Linked DNA regions of Homo sapiens: region 1 is linked to region 2. The links are chromatin loops, found by intact Hi-C in ENCODE. Cell type or tissue: heart left ventricle. All regions are shown on one strand. Each heading gives the region's core, and the rest is flanking DNA. Links, peaks and the distances in the headings are about the cores only. Region 1 overlaps FANCL (FA complementation group L). Region 2 holds the start of LOC124907770 (a long non-coding RNA gene).

Evidence for each region. Hi-C counts contacts between places; a loop is a spot of excess contacts. Peaks named below come from ENCODE experiments on the same cell type or tissue, not always from the same donor. Only the 100,000 strongest peaks of a DNase experiment are listed, where the experiment ranks them.
Region 1: a loop joins it to region 2, with 2.8 times the contacts of the local background. A loop is called at or near these places in 7 of 110 quality-filtered maps.

What each region holds. Positions count from the first base shown.
Region 1 is chr2:58,210,112-58,218,111 of GRCh38, reverse strand. The region is part of intron 5 of FANCL (FA complementation group L); the gene reads left to right. Among named protein-coding and RNA genes, the nearest start is that of FANCL, 27 kb to the left of the region's middle. In heart left ventricle, for the core only: no CTCF peak of the experiment used is centred there; no DNase peak of the experiment used is centred there.
Region 2 is chr2:57,909,285-57,921,209 of GRCh38, reverse strand. LOC124907770 (a long non-coding RNA gene) reads left to right here and starts at 4,888. Exons shown (of 2, transcript XR_007086325.1): 1 at 4,888-4,929; 2 at 6,489-7,169. It also overlaps a transcript of VRK2 not described here. In heart left ventricle, for the core only: no CTCF peak of the experiment used is centred there; no DNase peak of the experiment used is centred there.

The sequences.
Region 1 (8,000 bases), core at 1-8,000, 300 kb before region 2:
TTAATTTTCATTGTGATTTCTTTTGACTTATTTAGTATATCTCTTAATTTTCAAACAACTGGAGATTTTTGGGTTATTGAGTTCCAGTTTAAGTCTACTTTTGTCAGAAATCATCCTTTTAATTATCTCAATACTTTGAAGTTTACTGAGGCTTGCTTTATGACCCAGCACCTTGTCAATTTTGGTATGTGTTCTATTTCCACTTAAGAAGAGTATGTAATCTCTTGTTGGGTACAGTGCTTTGCTTTTATTCATTCCTCACATTTATTAATTATGTGTGTCAGATATCCAATATGTTTAATGATTTATTTTTTTTTTTTGTCCGCTTGTCCTGAGAGCTCTGGAGAGAGCTGTGTTAAATTCTCCCAATATGATTGTGAATTTTTGGAATTGTTTTTGTTCCTCAAAATTTTGCTTTATGTCTATTTGCAGTCATGTTATTGGGTACATACAGATTTATAATTGCTATATCTTCCTTGTTGGTTTTCCCTTTTGTTATTAGGACATGTTTCTTTTCATCTCTAGAAATATTCTTGTCTTAATGTCTACTTTGTTATAACTACACAAGCTAATTAGTTACATATTTTAAAAACTGCTCTTTACCATTTGCATTTTTTTAAAACAGATTTTAATGCTGTATTGAAATTCTTCCTCTTTTTCTCTATTTTCTTTCATAGTTTTAAAATATTTTTCTTGCTGGCAGCCACCAGAAACTGGAAGAGGCAAGGAATAGATTCTCTCCTAGAGCCTCCAGAGGGAGCACATCTTTGCTGACACCTTGATTTTTGCCCAGTGAACAGATGTGGAACCCCTGGCCTCCAGAACTATGAGAGAATAAATTCCTCTTGTTTTAGCCAAACATATATATGTGTGTGTGTGTGTGTGTGTGTGTGTGTATATATATATATATATATATATATATATATATATATATATATATATATAAAATATATAAATATATATATAAATCTATATATAAAAATATATATATATGTAATGTGTGTGTGTGTGTATTTTTTTCAAAGTCCTGTATTCTGGATCCCTTTCTGTTGTTTTTATTTCTCTTTATTTCAGTCATACAGAGTCTGCAATTCCTTATTCCCCTCCTTAGTCTCTGCTGCCAAGGGTTAAATAATTTTTTAAAAATATTTAAAAAGCTGTAATAAAATAACATCAAAGGAAATGGGAAAAAGGATTGGGGGGTCAGGAATCATGAAGGATGGTAGAGAAGCGAGCCTCTTCTCCTCACCCGCTTTACCCCCGTGCTTGGATTCCAACCTGGGCGGTAAGGAGAACTACCCCACATCTCTAGGTACATCCCAGTTGTAGGTGAGGTCAGAGGTCAAGGTATGAAGGTACCTGTGTGTGAATGGGAAGGTGGACAGTGTGCATTCTGTTTTCACTTTTTTGTGTATGGTTTATTGTCATATGATCTTATATTTTGGCATCCCTAATACTTTTTGAAAACTAAAGGGTTTTTCTCTACTTTTCTTTATTTTCATAACTGATTCAATACAGAATTGAAATGTTCTGTAACAAAAAATGTAAAATCTTAAATCTTGTCTCTGCTCAATAAGGTAACTATTCTTTCTTTCAAAAGAACTGGTGAAAGGAGATAAATGAGGAAACTGGCTTAATTTGGAGGCATACTAGTTAGTGTACCTTTTCTCATTGCCCCTGCTGCATTTGCCCTTGGCTATTCAGACTTCAGTGCTATGTAGTGCTATGTTTACTGTTGGATATTGCACATAAAATAGTTTAGAGGCCCCAGATGATATTATTTTCTTCTGTACAGGGTTTAGCTTTTCTCTTCCTGGGAAGATAGACTGGGAACAGATTGGCAAAGGGCCCAAGTGGGTTCAGGATGGGTTGTAGTTTTCATAGAGGTCAGTCTACCTCTGATTGCTGCCCTTCCTGTCTCAAGCTATAACCCTTTAGAGCTTCCAAGCAAGAGCCAGGTATATTCATTGGGATTTCCCCCCTGGTAGATCCTAAACTCTAACCTTTGTGTCTCCACAAGACCTCTCAATTACAGTTTGGGGTCCATTTTTGACAAAGCTCTATCACTTTTTGTTAGCATTGCTTTTAGGAGCAGTCTTTCAAGAGTTCCCACAGAGATCCTGGGGTATTCACTGAGACTTTGTCTCACTGGTAGGCCCTGAATTCCAATTAATTTCTCCTTGTATTATGAACTTTCTAAATCTTGTTTTTCATTGCCTTTCTGCTTGACTTTTTATCCTCTTATTCCCTACAGTTTAAGGATTTATCAGAAGTTTTGAGGGAATATTGGCAGAATGTTAGGCCAGGTTCTGGGCCTACCTTTCCCCAGATTCTGGCCTTTCCAGTCTGTTATTTTTCTCTCTCTATCCTCAAGAGATTGGCGGAAATGATGCTTTTTTTTTTTTTTGCCACTTAATAGCAGCTCTCAATCTGGGCTCTTTGCCCAGATCCTTCTTCTCTTGCCCTGTGCCAGAATTGATAAATATATTGAGGAAAATGGCTTCAGAATGTTGGCTTACTTCACTTCTGTTCCCTCTTCTTTAGGACTTTGGCCCTTCAAGGCCTGGTCAGTTTAGCAATTCTTTGATGCTTTCAATTTTTTTCCCCCATTTTCTTTTTATCAGCCTACTTTAGTTGTTCACTGTAGAAGTGTTGGTCTTTAGCAAGCTATTCCATTTAGGCCAGAAATAGATGTTACATATAATTGTAAGTGTACTATATTATGATATTGAGGACTGGTTGATATTTATTCATGAGATTAGGCTTTATTTATTAAGACATTAGTCTTGAGTAGGATTTGGGATGGTTGGAGCCTTTTAAATAAAATTAAGCATAACAATGGTGAGGAGAGACAGGGAAGACAAGCAAAAAGTTGAGATGCCCTAGCAGCAGTTCCTGCTGAGGTTATGATTAGTTTTGAGGCATTGATGTCATGGACCTAGTCATTCTTTAGGTATAGATTGATGGAATAAAGAAATATTATTTTGACTTATCTTCAGATGCTTAATGTTAATATTTGTTTTTTAGAGCATAGTTGGAAATGTAGAAAGGGTTTGTCAAGGACAGAGGAAATGTTCTAGTTTTATTTCTGTTGTATTGAGATGGTGAGTTTGAGGCAGCCTACCTCAGTGGATCTGACATGGTTGAGAGAAGTGCAATAAGAAAAATCAGTTGAAGCGTTAAGGATGTGATATGAGATTTTTGAATCACTCATTTTTTTACCCTGCTAATAATATTTATGGACTTCCTATAATGTAAAGCACTAAGGATACATAAGGCAAGACTTAAGATTCCTCATGGGCCAGGTGTGGTGGCTCACACCTGTAATCCCAGTACTTTGGGGGGCTGAGGTGGGGCAGATCACTTGAGCTCAGGAGTTTGAGACCAACCTGGGCAACATGGTGAAACCCCGTGTCTACAAAATACAAAAATAAATAAATAAATAAATTAGGTGTGGTGGTACGCACCTAGCTTCTCGGGAGGCTGAGGTGGGAGGATCACTTGAGCCTGGGTAGGTCGAGGCTGCAGGGAGCTGAGATCACACCACTGCACTTCAGTCTAGGTGACAGTGAGACCCTGTCAACAAGAGCAACAACAATAAAGATTCCTCATGGAACTTATATCTAGTGGAAGAGTCAGAATTTAGGTAGTTGATCATAGTAATACTGAATTATGACCACGATAAGAAGGGTAGAGTATAATTATAGGATTCTTGAGAGTTATAAGAGAAATAGTCAAGTATATAAAATATGGAGTAAGTGTTTTGTGAGCTAAATAGAAAGTGTTGTCTTTTGCTTTGTATTATACCCATTGTTCTAATGTAGGAGAAAAAGGAACAGATTTCTAACTTCGATAATAGATGAAAGCCAAAAATAAGGATATGAATATCTCTATCATATGTCACTTATCACAATATAATTGCCTCCTTTTTTCACTAAGATTGTTACATACTGGGACTGTTGTTTATGAAGTTTCTGTTGTGTGCCACTGACTGTGCTAGGTGCTTCATGTATTCTTATTTAATTTCTCAGGATAAATTTTAGGATAAATATTTTTATTTCCAACTTTTTCTATAAAACAAGTGTATATAGACAGGGCTGGGTACATAACACCACTCAGGCATTCTGTGTGAATGATGCTCCCTAGAGTTGTCCCATAGGGCAGCTCCGATATGGAGCCTTTAATAAATTCTCCCCAACTACCTGGAGATAGTCACACATTGAGGGTGAAACTAATAAAAAGTATCTTACCACGAATAAAATGGACGATTTGCAAAATTAACACACCCTTGGAGAGTTTCAAAATCTGTTGCGTAGATTTGTGAAAGATTATAGTTTAATTATAGTTACTAAGGTGGATGAATGACTTTTTTTCCCTCTCTTTTTTTTTTTTTTTCTTTTTTAAGAGACAAGGTTTTGCTGTATTGCCCAGGCGAGTCTCACACTCCTGGGCTGAAATGATTCTCCTGCCTCAGCCTCCCAAAATGCTGGGATTAACAGGTGTTCGCTGCCATGCCTGGCCTAGGATGAATAAATGACTTTCGATTTAGCTGCTGTTACTTAATCATTTGTTTTATACTGTTTAAAAATAAAGAATGTTTTAGCAGAAGAGAAGTGGTGTGCATGGATTGTGAGAAGCCAAAGAAGATAATTCTGTTTGTGTTAATCCATTACTGTCTGGTAGAGTGACAAAACCTATCAACTTTATTTTTATGGCTTAACTCTTAAATTAGGTCTGGTACACACATACACTGATAAAATTGGGTTTCAGGACCTGCTGATCTAAAGCTGAGACCTGAACTGTGCTGTCCACATACTAGAATTGCTACTGTTTAAGGCCCCGCCTGAGGAGCTGGCTAAATTCTTAATTTAAATTATCTTTTGAAATGACACACACAATGATTTGCATGACAGATTGATTTAAATGTATTTACAGAATCTTAATGATTTCTAGACTCTGTCAATAAGTCTGTATTTTCCTTACACTCTAAATAATAATCTTGTAGATTTGTCAGTATAATCATAAAATCTGATACAGAAAAATCCTTGTTAGATAATGCTGGCCTTGCTGTGTTTTTAAATTACATATTTGGTATTTCTAATCAACTCTATAGGATTAGACATTATACAAATTCTAAGTTGGAAAAGAAAAAGAAATATTTAAAATAAGATGAAAGCTTCCCTTTCTTTCCTTAGAAAGAAATATGGAAATAATATTGAGAATTAGTAGTTGACCTTAAGTTTGATTGCTATTGTTATAATTTCTGTTCTTATTTCAATTTCTATAAAAACACAGTCAAAACAGCAACTTCCCCAAAGGTTAACGTGAAGATGGTATGACAGGTCTGGGTTATTTTGGGTGTAACACTGGCTCACAAAGGTAAGTGATACAAAATGATGTCTTGGTGGGTTTCTGTTAACTTCTGCCCATGTTGTTTTACAGAATGGCCTATTAAAAAAATAAGAATTAAACAGTCCTTTGTGTTTAACAAGATTTTCTGTTTGGTATTAAGAGTATCCTAGAGTTGAAAGTACCAAATACTTTTGCTTTGAGTAGCTTATCATGCATACCATTTTGCCTAGGACAGCCCTAATTTATGCTTTTTGTTTTGGCCCCTGTCAGTCTCAAATATGTCCCAGTTTGGAAGAAATACATATCACTTTATGATATGGTTTGGTTCTGTATCCCCTGTGTCCCCACCCAAATCTCATCTTGAGTTGTACTCCCACAATTCCCATGTGTTGCAGGAGGGACCCGGTGGAAGATAATTTAATCACGGGGGCAGTTTCCCCCATACTGTTCTCATGGTAATGAATAAGTCTTAGGAGATCTGATGGTTTTATCAGGGGTTTCTGCTTTTGCATCTTCCTCATTCTCTCTTTGCCTGCTGCCATCCATGTAAGATGGGACTTGCTCCTCTTTGCCTTCCACCATGATTGTGAGGCTTCCCCAGCCATGTGGAACTGTAAGTCCAATTAAACCTCTTTCTTTTGTAAATTGCCCAATCTTGGGTATGTCTTTATCAGCAGCATGAAAACAGACTAATACAGTAAATTGGTACCAGTAGAGTGGGGCATTGCTGAGAAGATACCTGAAAATGTGGAAGCGACTTTGGAACTGGGTAGCAGGCAGAGGTTGGAACGGTTTGGAAGGCTCAGAAGATAGGAAAATGTGGGAGAGTTTGGAACTTCCTAGAGACTAGTTGCTTGGCTTTGCCCAAAATGCTGATGGTGATATGGACAGTAAGGTCCAGGCTGAGGTGGTCTCAGATGGAGGTGAGGAATTTGTTGGGAACTGGAGCAAAGGTTACTCTTGTTATGTTTTAGCAAAGAGGCTGGTGGTATTTTGCCCCTGCCCTAGAGATATGTGGAACTATGAACTTGAGAGAGATGATTTAGGGTATCTGGTGGAAGAAATTTCTAAGCAGCAAAACATTGAAGAGGTGACTTGGGTGCTATTAAAAGCATTTAGTTTTAAAAGGGAAACAGCATAAAATAAAAGTTCAAAAAATTTGCAGCCTGACAATGTGATAGAAAAGAAAATCCCGTTTTCTGAGCAGAAATTCAAGCCAGCTGCAGAAATTTGCATAAGTAACAAGGAGCCAAATGTTAGTCCCCAAGATAATGGGGAAAATGTCTCCAGGGCATGCCAGAGGTCTTCACGGCAGCCACTCACATAACAGCCCTGGAGGTGTAGGAGGAAAAAGTGGGCACAGGGTCCCAGCACTGTGTGCAGGCTAGGGACTTGGTTCCCTGCATCCCAGCTGCTCCAGCTGTGGCTGAAAAGGGCCAGTGTAGAGCTTGGGCCGTGGCTGCAGAGGGTGCAAACCCCAAGCCTTGGCAGCTTCCACATGTTGTTGAGCCTGTGGGTGCACAGAAGTCCAGAACTGAGGTTTCAGAACCTCCGCCTAGATTTCAGAAGATGTATGGAAATTCCTGGATGCCCAGGCAGAAGTTTGCTGCAGGGGTGGGGCCCTCATGGAGAACCTCTGTTAGGACAATGCGGAAGGGAAGTGTGGGATTGGAGTCCCCACACAGAGTCCCTACTGAGGCACCGCCTAGTGTAGCTGTGAGAAGAGGGCCACCATCTTCCAGACCCCAGAATGGTAGATCCACTGACAGCTTGCACACTGTGCCTGGAAAAGCCACAGGCACTCAACACCAGCCCATGAACTCAGCCGGGTGGGGGTGCCATACCCTGCAAAATCACAGGGGTCTAGCTCCCCAAGGTCATGGGAACTCAACTCTTGTATCAGCATGATCTGGATGTGAGACATGGAGTCAAAGGAGATCATTTTGGAGCTTTAAGATTTGATTGCCCTGCTGGATTTTGGACTTGCATGGGGCCTGTAGCTCCTTTGTTTTGGCCAATTCCTCCCATTTGGAATGGCTGTATTTATCGAATGCCTATACCCCTGTTGTATCTAGGAAGTAACTAACTTGCTTTTGATTTTATTAGGCTCATCGGTGGAAGAGACTTGCCTTGTCTTAGATGAGACTTTGGACTGTGGACTTTTGAGTTAATGATGAAATAAGTTAAGACTTTGGGGGGCCTGTTGGGAAGGCATGATTGGTTTTGAAATGTGAGGACATTTGGGGAGGGGTCAGGGGTAGAATGATATGGTTTGACTCTGTGTCCCTACCCAAGTCTCATCTTGAATTGTACTCCCACAGTTCTCATGTGTTGTGGGAGGGCGGTTTCCCCCATATTGTTCTCATGGTAATGAATAAGTGTCATGAGATGTGATGGTTTTATTGGGTTTCTGCTTTTGCATCTTCCTTATTCTGTCTTTGCTGCCATCCGTGTAAGATGGGACTTGTTCCTCCTTGCATTGCACCATGATTGTGAGCCTTCCCCAGCCACATGGAACTGTGAGTCCAATTAAGCCTTTTTCTTTTGTAAATTGCCAAGTCTTGGGTGTGTCTTAGCAGCATGAAAACAGACTAATACACTTTATAAGATACATTTATTGTAATAATCATATGTTCCTAGATAATTCA
Region 2 (11,925 bases), core at 2,397-10,396:
AACTGAGAAGGGGCCTCGCAAGTGGCATCCCTAATAAGCACCCTTGATGATTCTGATGTAGGCCATCTTTGGGAGACATTTTGAAAAATACCAAGTAGCTAGCAAGAAAAAAGCAGAAAGAACACCAAGTCCTAGTCCCTGCTCATCTAACTGGCTGATTAATTCGTTAACAGTCACACCACTCAGGCCTCATGTTCTTCATCTGGAAAATGAGTTCAGTATCTGTCCATCATACCTGACAGAGGAGCAAATGAAATAACATCTAGAATCTTCTTGCATACAAATATAAATGAAGGTAAAATGCTTGCCAAAATATAACATGTACTATTCTGATCCCATAATAAAATGCTTTTAAGTGGATGATTGAGGCAGCCACCTACACCCAGCCGGAGTCAGATTTTCCTTTTCATCTATTGCCACAGGAATTCTCACCCATAGTTGATCTCTGCAACCAAATAGGTACTGAAAGTAGTAGGTGTTTTCCTTTGTGTATTTTTAAAAAGTGCTAAGAGAAGGTCACTAACTGTGTCCCCATGTTTTTGTTACTCTCAGGGAGCAACGTTTTGAATAGCAGTCTTCAGTGTTTAGATCCAGTTGCGTACCCTATGGTCACCGATACTCAACTCCAGCTTTTGTTGTTGAGAATGAAAATGACTTCCACTAGCCTGACAAGCACATAATAATCACCCTTTCATCACCTACTACTGAGGTCTCTTTCTCATCTGCAGAAAGTAAAACTGAAGTCTGTTTACAAATCATAACTGAGCCCATTGAGTAAAATATCCTGTGAAATCAATTGATCGTGAGGATATGTGAAAATTTCCATAGTTTGCCTCTTATTGAAATTCTGTATTAGCCAGGCAGTCTTATCTGGAGTGTGACAGTTAGTTCAATTAAAGAATAATAAGTCCAAAAATGATATGAGTCAACTAAACAGAGGCATCCAGACATTGTGCTCTGGGCTGAGATTTACTATAAATATGGGAAGAGTGTATGCACTGCACAGCTTTTTTTTGGACTGATCTTATTTGATAAGCTTCTCTTTGGAACAGTCTGTGAAGATGGCTACCATGTAATTAGCTAAGCAATAAGTTAGGTGTTTAAAAATATTTTTTCAGGTGCTTTTTTGTATTCATGATAGATTCTCAACACCAAAAATCAATCTCAATCAAAGCGGCAACTGAGTTTATCATAAATTATCATGAAAAGGTTTTCTACTGAGTAGATGGTTAATTACTATCTAATTTGAATAATTTTGCATATTAATGAGGAATGAATGAAAATCATTTTTAGACTTTTAACTTCAGCTGAGAAACCCATGGAGATAATGGCTCCTTTTTAAGAGGTATGTGATCTCTGTTACCAAAGAAGATACTTTTTAAAAAAAAATTACTGACTTCGGTTGATTAATGGATTAGTGTTTTCCCATTAATAAACTATATCCAAATGAAAGACAACTTCATTATTTGACTCTGTAGCCCCTAGCTGCCTGCCAGGTAAGAAAAATGGAAAATAGATGAAGAATGTGCTAAGGAAAAATATAACCTTGCTCAGTCCTTCAAAATTTCTGGATACAGACATTTGTATGTTACTGATTGTGAATGAATTTTTATAACTTGTATATTTTTGTCACATGAAGCTCTATGTATACTTGTTTACACATGATATTTAGATTTAGAATGTACATATTGAGCTGAAAATAAGGGTATACTCTTAAAACTATTACTGTATTCTCCAATTTGAAAAAGTGACTGACAATTGCCTCAGGACTCAGAAATTATTGCCAGCCAGAAATCGAAAGTCACTTTTATAAAGTATCATGAAAACTTTCTTAGCATTGCAAACAAAGAATAACACTTTTTATACTTTTTAAGAGAAATATTGTTTATATTTCTTATAAAACATTATAAAATATATTTCCATTTAGGAAAAATAAGGAACAAACTACTTATCTCCCTCCAGTTTTCTTTTACCTTTATCTTTTATTTCATACTCAAAACTTCCCTATTTGATACTTACTTTTAGGCTATCTTTTTTTCCCCTCTTTGGGCAGAGTCTGCCATTATCCAATGATTCCATGCATTCAGTGGACTCTATACAGGATTTATTGCAGAATAATGCAGAACAGTCTTGATGAATTAAATTGGACAAGTATTTTTATACTTTGCAAACCAAAAACTTTAACCAAGATGGTCAATAGAACAAGATATTAATTCTTACAGCCCACATTCAACTTTTAAAATTGGATATTTTAGTCATGCCAATACCAGACCAGACAAGCATTGAGTTTAAAAATCTTCAGATACATAGAAATGTTCTTAAGATCAGCATTAATCAGCATTGTATTTTATCAAGAAGGATCAGGATTAGACTGGGCTCATGGAATTTCAATTGAGCACACAGATTTCAGAGCATGATTATAAAGTTCAATAGATGCCTTTGGATTACTTAACTCAATAGAAGAGTAAAAAGTAGAAGTGAGTTTTCTTTCTGGGTCTAGAGAACATGTCTTTTATATTACTAAAAACTCCAACAACACAAGCTCAATAATATCTGAAAAAGGAACTGCTTAGATGGGTGCTTTCACAATCAGTCCCAGACTTGTCCCACTCACTATTCATTTACCATCATGGTCAGTACCTTCCTGGCCAGAAAGTGAAGAAGATTTTACCAATATAAGGGTGATAGACTCTAAAAGTGGCATTGACAATACATCTGAAGAAAAGTCTGGAAAAGAGGCAAGCCATTTTAAAAAGAACTAAAAACCTTGATGTTTCCAATTGAGCCATATGCCAGGGTAACTCTCAGGATAAGAAATGAACTATATTTTATATGCACAAAGTAGGATTTTTCAAAAAAAATGAAATGAAAAGTGGCATTAGCATGAGCTGTCCACTCCCCCTCTCCTCCTTCTGGTCTCTTCCAGTCTCTTTTGCCAAAGAACTGAGAATGAATTTTTGAGAGCCAAGGATATGGAAAGGAAGACAAAATAAAGCTGGGAGAATTTTGGCGGAATTACATGCTTAACATACTGCACCATTTCTTTAATATATTTAAATAGTCCTGTGTCATCAGTTGGTGGCTTTTCTTTTCAACAATTTGCAATGTATTTTGTTTTTCCTTAATTAAGCTTCACATGCTGGAATTAATTACTGCTGGGTAGTTGAAATCTGGTGGTCTAATTTTCAACTTTAGTTAATAAAGCTCAAAGTCTACATTCACCTCTGAAATGATCAACCTTACCAAATTATATTTGTCCACTTTTACCTTCTAGATAATGAATATACAGGGCAGCTGCAAACTGTGATTGTAAAATAACAAGATTATTTTTCATGTGTGACTTGTAAATCCTCTCTCTTTATAAAGAAAACTTTATCATATGAAAGATCTTTATATTATAGGGATTGCATGTAAAACACAGGTTGCACATGTGTCTCCAAAGTATTCAAAGCCATCCCCTCTCTTAACCATTAAAGTAAAGCTATATCAACATTTCATTTGTCAAAAAAAAGTGAAAATTTTCTATATCATAAGCAGTTCAGTATGCTACCCTGGAAAAGTTTTAAAATATCTAGATACCATTACCCCAAACTAAATATTTTAAAGACTCTAAAAACTTTAGTCATAAATTGGTTGAAAGCAGGAAACCAGTCTACATCTAGATCTAGTATGACTAATTTTAGATAATAAAATACACATATACAATAAACTGCTCTCACATGCATAATGAGGTGTATTAGCAGGCATTATCATCTTTATTTTGCAGATGAATATATTAGGACTCAGAGATATTGAGATCTCAGGTCACTCTATGAAAGACTCGTCTTCAATTTGGGTCATCTGAATTTATAGCCTGACCTCCTTTTATTTATACCACAAGCACCCATTATAAAAGCAGAAAAGGAAGAACTGGAGGTAAGGGAGTAAAGGCTGATCAAGTGAGAGAGTGAGTAGGTCTAGTGCTAATTTCTTTACCTTTCTCTTTTCCTACATGTTGTTTCTTGTATTTCAACAAATTATCTCCCAGGTTGTTGGTATTCTTTCTCCAAGCCAGCTAGATACATGGATTATTAATCAACATTAAGGCATAAATGACTTCCTGACCAAATTTTAGCAAATTTTAGGGGATAATATCTGTTTCCCTAATTAGAACCTAATGATTCATCAGCTAGTAATCTAGAGATTGTACATTTGAAAATTTACATTGTGTATACTTGTTTCATGTACTCGTCACTTATTTAGGCTTCTAAAATAGTACTTTACATACGCTAGTTTATTTGATTCCCACAACAGCCTTATGAAGCAGATACTACTATGATCCTTATTCTACAAATGAGAAAACAGAAGGTAGAAGAACTTAAGTGACTTTCCAAAGAGTTGAAACTGGAATTTGAAATTACATCTGTCCAATTTCAGAGCCAGACAGTCACTCCACACTTCTGTAAATGGCTTTTCTCTACTCTGACTTAGTAAAACACATGGTCTAAGCTGTCTTATTTATGAGCTGCATCACTTTGGGCAAGATACTTAATTAGCTAAGCATTAGTTTCCTCCTCATTTGTCAGATAGGGCTAGTGATTACAAAGAGGTTTTTTAAAATTAAAAAAATTGAAAACCAATATCATACATGAAAAAAATTGTAGTGCTATTATTATTATTATTATCATTGGGCTTAAGGAGGGTGGGTCGATATAGTGAATATTCAAAACTTATAGGCTAACCTGAAGTTAAATGCAGTTGTTTATAGTTGAACCATAGTTGACTATGGTTCTTTAGGGGGTAGTCTTTTTTTTTTTTTTTCTCTGAGACGAAGTTTTGCTCTTGTTGCCAGGCTGGAGTGCAATGGCACGATCTCAGCTCACCGCAACCTCAGCCTCCCAGGTTCAAGCGATTCTCCTGCCTCAACTTCCTGAGTAGCTGGGATTACAGGTATGTGCCACCATGCTTGGCTAATTTTGTATTTTTAGTAGAGATGGGTTTTCTCCATGTTGGTCAGGCTGGTCTCGAACTCCTGACCTCAAGTGATCTGCCTGCCTCGACCTCCCAAAGTGCTGGGATTACAGGTTTGAGCCACCGCGCCCGCCCTTGGTGGGTATTCTTAAGATTGAAACATTTGTGGAGGTATTTATTTCTCCATCTAATGGGAGGCTTGTGCAGCAGTCCCCAGCCTTTTGGCACCAGGGACCAATTTCATGGAAGACAATTCCACGAAACTGGCATGGGGAGTGGTGGTTTTGGGATGAAACTGTTTCACCTCATCAGGCATTAGATTCTCATAAGGAGCGTGCAACCTAGATCCCACACATGCACAGTTCACAAGCAGGGTTTGTGGTCCTATGACAATCTAATGTCTCTGCTGGGCTGACTGGAGGCGGAGCTCAGGCTGTAATGCTGGCTTGCCCACCACTCACTTCTTGCTGTGTTTCCTGGTTCCTAACAGGCCACAAACCGGTACTGGTCTGCAGCCCAGCGGGTTGGGGACCCCTGATGTAAGATCTGTCAATGCAGCTTGAGCCTTTTATGACAAATACAGCTTATCGCAGATAACTGTTTATAGTAAGGTTTCAGTTAGAAACTGGAATTTCCTCTTGTTCATGAAGATTTCTAGTCATCATTGTTCCATCTTCTGCTTTGGTAGGGAAGTGGAGTTGGGTACAGTGGAAATCTTTCAGCTGCATTTTTCCCCATATTATTTTAACATCCTAGGGAGCACATATGTATATAATTATTGTATCTTTATTTTTTTAATCCATTCACCTGATTTCTTTAAATATGTGATGGTAGAACATGCTGATAAAACTTGCCACTTTGAAGTCAAATCTCATTATATAATTCTGGGCCTGATCTTCAAAAATAAAATAATAGAATTATTACTTTATAGTTGTTAGGTTATAAATGCTTTCATGTTTGCAAAATGTTTTTAGATTTATGTAGAATCATGTGTAGTTCACTATTGTAAAGTTTTATGATAACCAGAACTCACATTAATGTCTTTTGCTTAGTTTTCAATACATTTTCAACTAGAACATGTATTTAGTCTTTTTGGTTTTGAGGTAACTATTCCTATTCGGAGATAGAACTTTTAAAGAACTATGATTTTATTTTGCTATTTCTAATTTTGTCCTTTTTAGGTAAATATATATTATGTACATTTCATTTTACAGTGCACTTATTTAATATAAATAGTTCTGTAAACTTGTATTTTTTGTGTGAGGATCTTGAAATCAAAATAATCAACAGTAAACATCACAACTACAGCTGCAGCTTCAAATATTTTATAATCCAATCAAATTGTTTGAGTAGTAATGTATTTAAATGTTGTTATGGAATCCCCTCCAGACTTTTTAAAATGGTTACTCTGTTCCTGGGTTTGCTATTTATGAAATTCATAAAGGATGACATATTTTAATAATAGAGAATTTGACTTGGAGAGCAATGTTTCTTTTTATGTCTCAATAAAATCTAAAATTTTCTGGCTTAACTTTCAGAGGGACACAACCACAAATTATTCTTTTATTAGTGAATGTATATACATCTGTTGTTGCTGCTGTAATTAGAGTGACCTTAAATGAGAAGTCTTACCTGAGTTGTTTAACACCTTTTCGGATATTTGGATGAAGAAGAAGTTTTACCTAAGGAGATGAGGCACCAGGATGATACTAGGTGTGAAAAATACCTTTACAAAAGACTCATAGCAGAGGTCGTCATCTATAATTAAGTATAATGTAATATTTCAGGCCTTACCTAAGCCCTGATGTAGTTTAAATTATTTTTAAATTGTATAGGTTAAAAAAATGAATCGGGATAGAGTTATATTATTAGTCCTACAGAGCTGATATTAACTAAGGTTTTACTGTGTGCTATGTCCTAGGCTAAAACACTTTATACAATTCATGTAGTCATTTTATGAGATAATTTCCATTTTTTCTGATAAGGAACCTAAGTAAAAAAAAAAAAAAAGTAAGGTTAAGTGCCACAAATAGTAAACATTGGGATCTTGGCTATCTGACCTCAGAGCCTCATGTTTATTAGAAATTAATACAGATGTATTTAATTGTGCACATATATTTAATTGACTAATGGACAGAGGATCCTAATTTCAGAAGTAGATATTCTTGAAGTTTCAAAACATTAATATTCTATAAAATAAATTTTTTGTTTGAAAAGTTGACGTTTTTTCTCTTTAATGTATTAAGCAATTTTGTGTTTGACTTAAGAATTAGACAAGTAAATTGGCATTATTTTTGTTGGCATTTATATAGGCAAGCTAATAACTTATTGTGGTTACATTTTAACATGACTTATTCAATTAAGGCTTTATTAAATACTTACATATAAATATTATTAAGCCCCATTAAAAAGTACTTCAAACTGAAATATGATATAGAAACAGTATTTTTTTAAATGCTACAGTTTGGCATGAAAAAAATCCAATTTGGTATCCTAATATTCCATATGTCTCTGCAGTATTAAAACATGCAAAGAGTATGTATAATTTGTGAAAATATCCTAATATTATTATAAACATATATTGAACAAAACAATGAAGATCATAGTAAAGTTGCAGTGAAAAGTGCATCTAAAGTTTTAGAAATATTTGGGTGCAATATAATATCACATATAAGAGCAAAATTTAAAGTCAGGGAGATATCTAGCTAGGCCACAAAACTGCCCTCCTTATTCAACTTTATTCCTCTGTAATTTAGTTGGCAGATAAATTTCTCCTGAAAACAGAAAAAGGAGATTTAGATACATTGGCCCATTCCTATCAAATAAAAAAAATTGCTAATAATCTTTTGATGAGGAAATATTTGGAAAACTACTTTTTTAGCACTTATTATGTAGGAAGTAATTTAAAAAGCACTTTTATAGACAGTCATTTAACCTTTACGTAATCCCTATAAAATACCTATTACCAACTAGGTAAGTCTTTAAAACTCATGAGTTTCCATGACTTGCGTAATGTAAAATAACTAGAAATAAATTGGTAGGGCCAAGATTGAATCCCAGGCCTCATGCTCTAAATCCAGTGTGTTCTGGCCTCTCATGATCTTAGAATGTCCATGTTTCAGTCTGTTCAGGCTGCTATAACAAAAATATCATAGACCGTATGGTTTAAACAACAAGCATTTGTTTTTCACAGTCCTGCTGGCTGAGAATCTCAGATGCAGGTTCCAGCAGATTCAGTGTCTGAGGAGGCCCACTTCCTGGTTCATAGACAGCTTGTCTTCTTGCTGTGTCCTCACATGGTGGAAAGAGTGAGGGATCTTTCTGGGATCTTTTTAATAAGAGCACTAATTCCATTCAAGAGGGCTTCACCATCATGTCCCAAAGTCCCCACCTTCTAATACCGTCACATTAGGGGTAAGGGTTTTAATATATGAATCTCGGGATACAAATATTTAGTCCATAACAGCCCATAAGGGTAAATGCATTCCTTTCCTGTTCTAAGCAATTTGTATGAGTTAATTCTTTCTTTCCTTTGAATTTCCCAGCATACCAGAAGCTATTTGGCTGCCAGAAAATAGTCTTGTAACAAAAGCGGTTGCTCTTTAGTCAAATTACAAATATCCAACTAAACCATAAGAAACTCTTTATACAAAATTTCTTGGTGTCATCAAATATGTCCTTCCCAGCTCTTTTCTGATTTCCTCTCTGTTTCTGAGCTGGGTTTTGCCTCTGAGCTTATGAGCTGCTCTTCTCCCTTATATTTGTGCTCCTCCCTGTTTTGGTTAATTACTTCACTCTATCTTCAAGTTTTAGTCTTTTGTATGAAAAAAAAAACTTCTTCCTGAAAGCTGGACTTGCTTATCCCTCTGATGAACTCCAACCCAAACTTTGAGTGTTTTCATGCAGTAATGTGTCCCTTGGACACTCTTGGACTCCACCAGCCATGTCATCACTCAAAGTATGAACCCAGATGTCTGAATTAATTAGATAAGACACATGGCTTGTTCACTTGTAGATCTATACCAAAATTGCAGGATTTTTCCATGCAAAACCTAAACTAGCTCTTTTGCTAATTTCATCCATAATTCTTTATACAACTGAGAAGTTAGAATCTAGCTGAAAATTTGAAACTATTTGCTGTGCATTTATATCAGTTAATACTAGGCATTAATAAAAGATACCTGCATTGTCTTCTTTTCATTTTGTATTGTAAATCCAGCCCTTTTATGGGGTCTAGTAAGATTTGTGTTTTAATGTGCTCCTATATTTAGCAAATATTTACTAAAGGCCTATTATGTGCTAAGCACTCTTCTAGGAGAGCAGGTTATCTCTTATAACTCATTATATTCCCAGTGAATAGCATTAAGTCTTATACATAATGTATCAATTGACAAGCCCTGCTGTTTTGCTAGGTCCTAAAAAGTACAACAGTAACATTCCTGATTTTTTTCTTGGAAATCAGATTTCAGTCTGGTTTGGTCTGATTTTCAGATTTCAGTCCATTTGTCGGTAATTAAATGTTCACGGAATCCCCAATTATATCCATAAATGTATGTGATTATCACTGTAAACTATCCAGGCTCCATTGATGCACATGAATTATGCTAATGCCTTCAAGTTTATCTAGTTCTTTTATATGTCATTTTCCCTCTTTCCAGTACTTACCTCTTTGAATGAATCAGGGCAACCTTAAGAGAGAAAAACAAAGGTGGAAGTCCACTTAATAGTTACAAAGTAGATTCCTTTTGTGGGGCCAAGCAACTCCTTACAATGGGTGTGGGTTGGTCAGAGCTGGTTTCTGCGACCATCAGAACGCATCAGCACTGTCTGTGTTATCTATATTGTGGGATTTCTCAAGGCTTTCAATATGCCAATGTTAACTGTGACTCTCCAAAAAGGGTGTAGTGTTTCCCAAATGTATTTAACCATGGAACTTAACTCTTATTTTCTTTTGTCAGAGCATCTCTCAGAACAAGTCTCTAGGGACATATAGCTTGGGAAACTCTGAAACACAGAGTCACAAAAAGCATAATGTTTATAATCTAGAATATCTCTGAGGATCTTAATCCAAACTATGTTGCTAATATTACCATGAAGTAACTGGTGAGAGTAATGAGATGTAATGATTTTCATATTTTGCCGATGAGGAAACTGAGATGTAGAAAATTCAAGCAGATTTCCCATGATTGCTCCGTTGAGAAATGTTTAAAAAAAAAAAAAAGACCCAAAAAACCCTAGAGAACTCAAGTCTGTCTGACCCAATCTTAAAATCATTCCCCAATACTGTTTATTGCTCACTGGTTCTAACTGGGCATTTGGGCCTAGTCTGCAAACTCTGTGTTCCTGGGCCATAGCAGACTTAAAACCAAATCTCTGAGTTTTAATCTCAACATTGGTTAGTCCTTTAGGTGTAAGAGGATGACATCTAGTGAGAGCTTTTCTAAGGGATTAATTCACAGTATTTTATCCTTTTCTGTAGTATTGGCTTTGGAACTTATGTTGGGGGCAGGGATCAACCATCACCACTACCATAGCCACCAGTTTTTATTAAGCAGTAATTATGTGTTGGGTTGGGTAACAAACATTTGAAAATGTATACTTTATCTCCTTTAATCTTTCCCTCAGTCCTATAAGGTTGGCAACATTATAAAGAAACACATTCAGATAAACAAATGATAAAAAAGTCAAATATTTAGTAAATAGAGAAGCCGGGGATTAAATCCAGATCTGATTGATGGCAAATATTACAGGCTTGTCATGATCCATTTTGTCTTCAGAATCTACAGAGATAAACCCTGTATGAATTTCTCTTGGGGTCATGAAGAGACTGGGGTATGAAAGTGTCACACATTTCCTGTCTTCACAAGTTTACTTATTTTCAAAGCTGAGCGTTGTGTTTTATTGTCATAATCCAGGGAAGAGTACAATAGGGGAGTCAGCATCTCAGCCATTCTGATAGAATGCACCTTGACTTTGTTGAACTCCAGAGCTGACCTTCCCAGTGTTGAAAATCTGCATGGAGAAAGGGATTTATCTGGAGCTGTTACAGCTCTGGCATTTAGGCAGCCATGTAGGAATAGCTAGCTACGTGTTTTGTAGAAAATAGATCAACGATGGGGCCCCCATGGGAATGTTTTTTTTTTTTTTCCTCTATCTTCATTCATGGTTTTAAGTAGTATGGGTTTATTTTACCTATCAGGCTAATTACAAGTGATTTACCATTTTAATCTGGAATAAAAGATTTTATTTTTTATAAATTGACTATGTGGATGAAACATTTTTCTTCTTATTCCTAAAATACCTGTTATTATGGCTTATAGGATCAATAATTTTTACATTTCACAAAGCTTCTAAGAATATCTGAACATAGAAAATGGCAAGAAAAGGATAGAGGTTCAAATGAAACTGTTCAGCAGGTCAATAATTTAACGCTTTCAGAAAGTATGCAATATCAATTCTTGACAGATCTCTAAGACAGATTTCTTCATTAAAAATCTATTAAGAGTTAGAAGGAATTTATTAAACAAATTATTAATATTTCAGGCATTGCTAAATAGCAAATTAAAGCAAAGCAAAAATAGCATAGGAAAAATATATTTCATGATTAAAAATGAATTTCTTCTTGACAGCGAGTTTTACCAAAGGATAATTATTTCTCAAATATTTCAGTTTGGAATTTTAATCTTTGTTTGTTTTTGCATCCTGAGCTACCTAGTAGTCTGTGGTTTTATCCAGTACTATATCAGTTTATATGTTTTCTCCTTTTGAGAACTAAAAAAAAAACACACACACACACATACACTCAGGCTGAATATTTCTCCTGGATCTTTTTCTTTACAAGTGTAAATCATCACTTATGATAGTGAAAGAGTGCAGTACTTAATCTCCATAGTGATGCTATGACCCTGATGATCTTCAGTTTACTCTTGGTATTTCAGTTTATAATAATAGGTGGGTGGTTTATATTTGTAACTA